Linked DNA regions of Homo sapiens: all the other regions are linked to region 2. A link is a loop called in an ENCODE intact Hi-C map of the cell type or tissue named here. Cell type or tissue: IMR-90. All regions are shown on one strand. Region 1 overlaps ANO4 (anoctamin 4). Region 2 overlaps ANO4 (anoctamin 4). Region 3 overlaps ANO4 (anoctamin 4).

Region 1 (2,500 bases), 300 kb before region 2:
AAATTGGGTAGATTATCAAATCCTCAAATTACGGCATATTCATTTTGGCTTATATTTAAAATATTCCACCATCAAGACTGGGGAAAAAAGTTCATCAGAAACATACGCTGATATTTGGCTATATTGTTTGTTTTTGCATGCATTTATGCAATAAACAAACATCTGATTTCTTGCACAGTCCCTCAGATATTCTCCTCACATTAAAGATTCCACTTACTTATTCTGTGATTTCTCTTATTCTATGAGACAAAAATACAACAGAATGTCAGAAGAGCCAGCTGAAAATATTCCATGTGCAGAAATTTATTTTAAATTTTATTGCATCACATTATACAAGCATTAATCATGGCTTCATATTGATGACTATTTAAATGTGAAAATTCACTCATGTCAGTACTTTTTGGCTATTTACAAGTAAGGAATTTCTATGTACTTTATATATCTCTGTATTTGTATGTACATATGCAGGAATACATGACTATACATATGTACACACAGAAATACATCTATGGCCATACACATAGCTATAGATATGTCATATATAATAATCTTCTCAGAAAGGTCTAAAATTAAAAAAAAGGAAAGAAAAAGTTGTAAACAGGGTCTTGTCTGTGTTGTTGGTGACATGGAATTAGGACCATATGATGACATTCTAGGAATGTGTGTCCATGTGTCTGAATACCCTTTTTAGCCCAGTGTCTGTAAAATTCACATGGGATAGAATGCAAAAAAGGTAGCAAACAGGCTGAAAAACAGGCCCAGTATACAAGTTCCCCTTGATTTTAAAAACTTGAGAATGTAACTGCCCATAATGTGCATGCTTGCTTGGTCAAGAATGGTCTATGGATAGATAGCAATTGTGCGCTGGACTGCAACGTGATTTCACAGCAGTGTGACTCCAACGCCAGTCCTCTACTGGATGCTGCCCCTCCTGCGGCCGCCGGTATCTGCAACATGCACTGTGGTTGCATTTTTAGTCATTCACTTGAGTGTGCTTTTGCACAGCCAGAAGAAGTAAACAGAATTCAGGTCCTTGGCCTGGAAAGGGACTATTTTCTGGAAAGAGAAAAGAAGGCATAAAGATCTTATGCATACACAATTGCTTTAAAACATGAGGTGCAATAGTTTGTACTTACCATGCACCAAAGGCATTCAAAGAATTTGTAACCCCAAATGGAGTCAGGGATGGTATAAACATTTTTATGCTTGCTTTATGGGTGAACAGACTGAGTCAGAAGGGCAGTCTAAAGCAACATCACATCCTGCCAACTATTGGGGAAATAGAAACAGGCAGGCAGATACTATGCTTTCAAGCAAAAATTAGAAATGGCCTTTTTGGGAAGAAAGCAGCCAGTAGTGGTGGGGCCAGAAGAAATTCTTCATCAGTTACTGGTCCTGCAGCCCAGGACAGCCCTGTTGCACCTTGGTCTCTGGCCGCTGAGGCTTTCAGGAAGAATTCTCTTTGCTAATGTCTGCCTCCCACCCACCTAGAAAGAAGGGGCATGTTTCCCTGGGGATATTAAAGAAAACAGCCCGGCTGGAGGAAAAGAGAGAGGACGCTTTGTTTCAGGGAACTCCTAGGCCAATTCATGAAGACCTTGACTGATAGGCCAGAGTCTGGCAAGAAGGCAGAGAAGTGTTGCAGAAGGTATGTGGGAGGGGAAGATCAAGCAAAATTTGCAACGATTAAAGTAAAAAACAAGCTTCTTTTGGATTGGGAAGCTTCTAAGGAGTTTATTTTGATCCCTGTTACTGCAACAATGGTAAGCTTTGCTTCAGGGAGTTTAAAGCACCCATTCAACCTCGGAATGGCCTCAGACGCTGAGCACACCTCTCACCTACATGGTCACGGCCACTCGTTGTGGTGTGCTTTTCCATTCTTCTTCCTCTCCTTTCGTTCCTTCTGGAGACGTTCCAGTTCTGCTTCATACATCATCTCCTGAATCAAGTACTTCTCTCTTCTCATTCGATCCCTTAGGTCTTTTGGGAGGTCTGGGATCAGATATGAAATGAGGTGCTTTATACAAAACACGAGGTGCTAAAACAGAGGAGAATGTAACAGCGTCAGGTCTACTGTGCATCCTGAATGAGGTTAGAGAGTTGGCTGAAGAAGGATGTGGACCCTCTGGGGTATGTGGAGAGTGCAAAGTGACCAGGGGAGGCGTGTGTAATGCAAGATGATAGGACAGGTGAGGCCTGAACTGGTCTGATGGCACCACCTAAGGAATAGAAAGAGGAGTCTGGAAGGAAGGTGGGAAAAGAATGGTCAGATAATTAATTCAAAGGAGAGCCAGAAGAATGTATTCTGTGGAGTCAGAAAACCCAGGTTGAAGCTGGTAGCTTTCACTGCTTAAGGGCTGTCTGTCTACCTGAGGATGAATTATTTAATTTATCTGAGCCTCATTCCCCTCATCTATAAAGTGAGTATTGTGAGAATTATGAGAAAATGTTTAAAAATGCCTTGTAGACTGTCAAGTGCTTTACAAATCTTGGTTATAAG
Region 2 (2,500 bases):
TACCCACCTAATAAGCAGCAGAGTTTAGTTTCAAACCAAGGTCTATTCACACCAAAGAACATGATTTTAACTCCTTTATATGATAACATATGTCGATTCAGCTTTTCCCTCTACTAATTTATTTAAAGAAACCAAGATATATGTTTTTCCCACATGAATCTCTAACAGCAGAGCACACTATGAGGGTATTTCATCCTAAGATCAAAGTTTAAATTAAGCTTTTTTTTTTTTTTAAGACAGAGTCTCACTCTGTTGCCCAGGCTGGAGTGCAGTGGCACAATCTCGACTCACTGCAACCTCCACCTCCTGGGTTTAAGTGATTCTCATGCCTCAGCTTCCCAAGTAGCTGGAATTACAGGCACATGCCACCATGCCCAGCTAAATTTTTTGTATTTTTAGTAGAGATGGGGTTTTACCATGTTGGCCAGGCTGGTCTCAAACTCCTGACCTCAAGTGATCCACCAGCCTCCCAAAGCTAAATTAAGGATTTGATAAGCTATATGAAGTTGGAGAGAAGAAGAATGTTATTCATATATGTATTTCTATCTCCACCTTCCACCCTTTGCTTTTATCTGATTCCTGCTTACCTCCTGGCAATGGATACTGGTATCCTCATCGCCTTTACAATCAATCACGTGTAAAAGATATAAAGAATAAGGTGGCACCGCATGGGCTATTATTTTCCTAAAGTGGCATGAAACTAAAAACTTGAAAAGATAGGGACTCATACGTGTAAATACTAGTCATTTTGAAAATCATTTTTCTTAAAATCTTTTTCCAACACCCACAGACAGAATCACTGAAAAGACTTTTACGCTTTTTAGCAAAGTGAAGAAATGCTAAAGGATGGGGAAAGCACTAGCAGAGACCCAGGGCCTTGACTCTCCCCGCATGAGTCACTGCCACTTGGAAAATAGGAATGAGGTTTCCATGATTAAACACAGTTCCTAAAAGCAAGAACCCAGATGCATCCAAAATACCCCTCTCCAATTGGGGAATGTGCTGAAAAAAGGAGGAATGGAGGAAATATTAAATAAATGTTAGTTTTACACAAAAGGCTAAAAAGAATACAAATAATGAAATGGTCTGAAGGTAGGTAGACCAGACTTCTTGCCAAGCCCAATGAGACAGTGGACCCTACTCTGAATATGAGTGTCTAGCATCCCCTAGTGGCTGGTGCACATTAATCAAAAAAAAATTTTTTAACAGGAGTATGTATCACAACCTTGTTTCTGGAACTAAGACTCTAGATATAACTTACCCCTATCCATTTGAAATGGTGTGAAGGGACACCCGTCGTAGCCCCACACCACTGAAAACCTTAAGCTTCCCCCCAACATATATATGTTAGAAATGGGGGTGAATAATGAAGGCCAGAAGCGTAGCATCAGGAGATCTCATGTGAGCTTTTTCCTGGGGACCCCAACAGCTCTAGAGCTTCAGCTAAAGGCCTCTGCATCTGCAATGGCTGGACTTCTTACCCATTTTAGCACCTCCAAATACAGAATCCTAACCATAAATCAAGCAATGCTAAAAATGCTTTTATTATCTAAAATAATAATCTGATAAATGATTATAATCTAATATATATATTTATATCATCAAATATTGACATTTATTTCCGCTAAAATCATTCATCTGTTAACATAATTCCATTCATTTAGTCAGCTGACAGATATTTATTGAGCTCCTACTATGCAGGCATTATTCTAGGCATAGCAGTAGACAAAACAGAAAAAATTCCTACTTTCATTGAGCCAACATCTTAGAGGGATAAAAAAACAACAAAGATACATTTAATTTAAAATATAAGCTGTTATGGGGGGGTATTTCTTTCTTTTTAACAAGTTTAAATAGAAAGACCAGGAAAAATATCAATGAAAAAGATATTTTTAAATAAAAACCTGAAGAAAGTAAGGACATTAGCTATGCATATAATGATGGAAGATCTGTATTGGCACAGGGAATCGCGAGTACAAAGGTCTTAAAGCAAAAACATAATTGGGTGTGTTCAAGGATCATCAAAAGGGCCTGTGTGGCTGAAATAGGGTACATGAGGAAGAGTCAAGAAGGCCAGATGATGTAAGAGCCATTATAAGGACTTTGTCTTTTACTATCTGACTAAAGCAGAAAGCCATCAGAGGATTTTCAGCAAGGGAGTAATAGGACCTGACATGTTTTACAAGACTACTCTGGTTACTATATAGAGAACAGGCTTTAAAAGTTGGCCTGGGGAAGTAGAAGGACATAAGTAGGACGGCCAGTTAGAAGTCCATTACAGGGAGAGATGATGGGGGCTCACACAAGGATGGCCACAGTGAGGTGGTGAAAACTGGTCGGATTCTGAATATATTTTAAAGGCAGACCTGACAGATGTGGGATGTGAAAAAAAGAGTGGAGTCAAGGATTATAAGAAGATTTCAGCCTCAGTAACAAAGGATGTAGTTGCCATTGACGGAGATGGAAGAGACTGCAGGAGGAACTGGTTTGGAGAAAAATA
Region 3 (2,500 bases), 160 kb before region 2:
AAAACCTGCCTGTAAACCAGACATCATTCCGGAAGAATTAGGGAAACAACTCATTGTCTAAAAAACTTCCAAGATGAACAAGAGAGACATGGTAGGGGTTTAAATTAAGAATGGGAACGTATCAGCTTTTTTCTGTCTTTTTCTCTTAAGAAAACACCCTGATCTCTGAATTAACATTATGTCCCTTCCAGTTCCCACTTTCTCTTGAGGATCGAACTAAGATTTTGAGGCCAGTCTGTGAATTCCATGTTTGCTTCAATGACCCTTTCAAATGTTCACATACTGCAGCTGGGTTGGCTTTAATCTGACCTGTGGGGATCAGCTCGGCTATTTCAGAGGCGTACAGAGTTGCTTCCCCTGCATTAGACTGCTCTTACTGTTACACATTTTTGATTCAGAACATCTATTCTTTGATTTTTCTTTTCCCCTTTGCCCTGCAGAGCTCCACAGACTTTAACCGTTTTTCTGTTGCTGAAATATGTCCCCACCTGGCACTCCCTGCAACTTCTTGAAAACTGCCATTTGGCTTACCTTCGTTTTTTGTTTTTCTTTCTTTTTTTTTTTTTTTTCTGAGACAGAGTCTCACTCTGTCACCCAGGCTGGAGTGCAATGGCACAATCTTGGCTCACTGCAACCTCCGCCTCCCAGGTTCAAGTGATTCTCCTGCCTCAGCCTCCTGAGTAGCTGGGATTACAGGTGTGCACCACCATGCCCAGCTAATTTTTGTGTTTTTAGTAGAGACGGGGTTTCACCATGTTGGTCAGGCTGGTCTCAAACTCTTGACCTCGTGATCTGCCTGCCTCTGCCTCCCAAAGTGCAGGTATTACAGATGTGAGCCACAGCACTCAGCCTGGTTTACTTTCTCACAAAATCAGCAACCTTTTTTTTTTTTTTTTTAAATCCATCACCCTTTTCTTCCCTCCAGGTAAGTCATTTTTATGGAGGCTGTCACTACTGCTGGAGCAAGAGGGCCTGGAATTCCTGATCTTGTTGCAAGGGAGGTGGGGCTGACCTGATCTCTGCCTCCACTGAGAGGCTGTGTTTCTCCTATTGTTTACAGTCTCCAGCACACGGCAGGCTTTTCTGTCCTCCTGCCTGCCCTGCCCTGCATCCAGCCATCATTTCTTGTCATCTCAGAAGCTTCAGAGTAAATTCTCTTTCATTTTTGCAGTTCCTCACAGGCTCAGTGACTTAGCCAACTTGTTTTTCCTCCCCCCATGTCAAAAGTGACAAATAACCATTCTGAGACAATCTGACAGATGACTCAGCAAGTGGGCTGCCAGGTGATGTGGCTTTTCCTAAGGCAACCCAGTGAACTGCTGAAGAAAGGGGAACTGAGAAGTGAACCAAGATAAAACAAAAACCGGAAAACAAAAAACCCTCTTTTCAATGGGAAAAGGTGTAGGCCACTCCTCCTGTCTGCTGGCTAGATGCAGATGAGCCTGCAGGGGGCTCCGTGCACAGGGAGTTGGCAGAGCAATGAGAATGACAGAGCCTGGGTCACTGCCTTTCTGTGGAGAAGATCATTTACCCAACACACACATGAGCAAGCATTGTATCATCTTAAGCCACTGAGATGCAGGGATTGTTGGTTACAGCAGTTATCTTCCCCTGACTGAAATAAAAGGGATATGAACACTCACAAGACTTTTAGGGGAGAAGGGCACTATGCTGTTCCTTCCTCATGCCCAGGAATCAAAGGCGTGCAGGGTGAGGCTCTACCACAGCTGCACATCCTTAGTGAGATGGGGCTTTAACATGGAACACTCACTGATGGATCCTTTGCTGGCTGAAAGGGGCAGTGTAGCAGTCATTCTCCTCCAGGTCTGGCAGTGTCTCCTTGTCCAGCCTCATTGGCTTCTTAGGTAACCATCTCCGAAACCTGCTTATTTGTTTATCGATCCTGTGGTACATGGAAGGCAAGACCAAAGGGTACAGCATGTCAGCAATGCCCTGAAACACAGGAGGAAGGTCTCCGCAGAGCCACAACTATCATACCACACATTCCAGGCCCTCTCACTGCACTCAGGATATCCTTGTTTTATAGATGGAAAGAAGACAGCCAGAACTCTAGTGTTGTTTTGATTTCACCAAGTGGCCTCAATATTATTACTGTTTGTGAAATAGCAGCTGTGAGTTAGATGTCCACCCACATGCCAATAATAAATGACCAAGCAGTCCTAACAAGGCTGGAAAGCTCTGAAAAGGATTCCAACAGTCCCTTAAGCAAGCAGCAGAGATCTTAACTTACATTCTGTAGGTTCTAAAAAATTCATTTTGTGTTTGGAAAACATCTGAGGTCAGAGAAGAGCTCTAGCTGTAATTAACTTTCGGGAGGGGGTGCTGGCAGCACATCCTGGGAGTTGTGCAGAGAGCTCCATGCCATGATTTGCTTCCTGCCTCTCCCACCTCCCCTGAGCAGCCTCTCAGCAGGCAGCCGGATTTTTGGCTTTCATTGATCTCTTTTTAAGCAGGCTCCATGGTTCTCATGGTGCTAGGG

The links. Peaks named below come from ENCODE experiments on the same cell type or tissue, not always from the same donor. Only the 100,000 strongest peaks of a DNase experiment are listed, where the experiment ranks them.
Region 1: a loop joins it to region 2, with 2.1 times the contacts of the local background. A loop is called at or near these places in 3 of 110 quality-filtered maps.
Region 3: a loop joins it to region 2, with 2.8 times the contacts of the local background. A loop is called at or near these places in 13 of 110 quality-filtered maps.

What each region holds. Positions count from the first base shown.
Region 1 is chr12:101,126,417-101,128,916 of GRCh38, reverse strand. ANO4 (anoctamin 4) reads right to left here. Exons shown (of 28, transcript NM_001286615.2): 27 at 1,843-2,038; 28 at 288-1,056. The coding sequence ends at 1,847. Among named protein-coding and RNA genes, the nearest start is that of SLC5A8, 83 kb to the left of the region's middle. In IMR-90, no CTCF peak of the experiment used is centred here; a DNase peak (open chromatin) is centred at 1,206; H3K27ac peaks cover 1,159 bases.
Region 2 is chr12:100,826,753-100,829,252 of GRCh38, reverse strand. All of the region lies in intron 1 of ANO4 (anoctamin 4), which reads right to left. Among named protein-coding and RNA genes, the nearest start is that of ANO4, 33 kb to the right of the region's middle. In IMR-90, a CTCF peak has its summit at 1,154 (motif pointing left); no DNase peak of the experiment used is centred here.
Region 3 is chr12:100,986,942-100,989,441 of GRCh38, reverse strand. It overlaps ANO4 (anoctamin 4), which reads right to left. Exons shown (of 28, transcript NM_001286615.2): 8 at 1,772-1,903. Among named protein-coding and RNA genes, the nearest start is that of ANO4, 190 kb to the right of the region's middle. RefSeq lists enhancers at 574-1,097, 2,150-2,500. In IMR-90, a CTCF peak has its summit at 1,446 (motif pointing right); DNase peaks (open chromatin) are centred at 1,501 and 2,181; H3K27ac peaks cover 1,206 bases.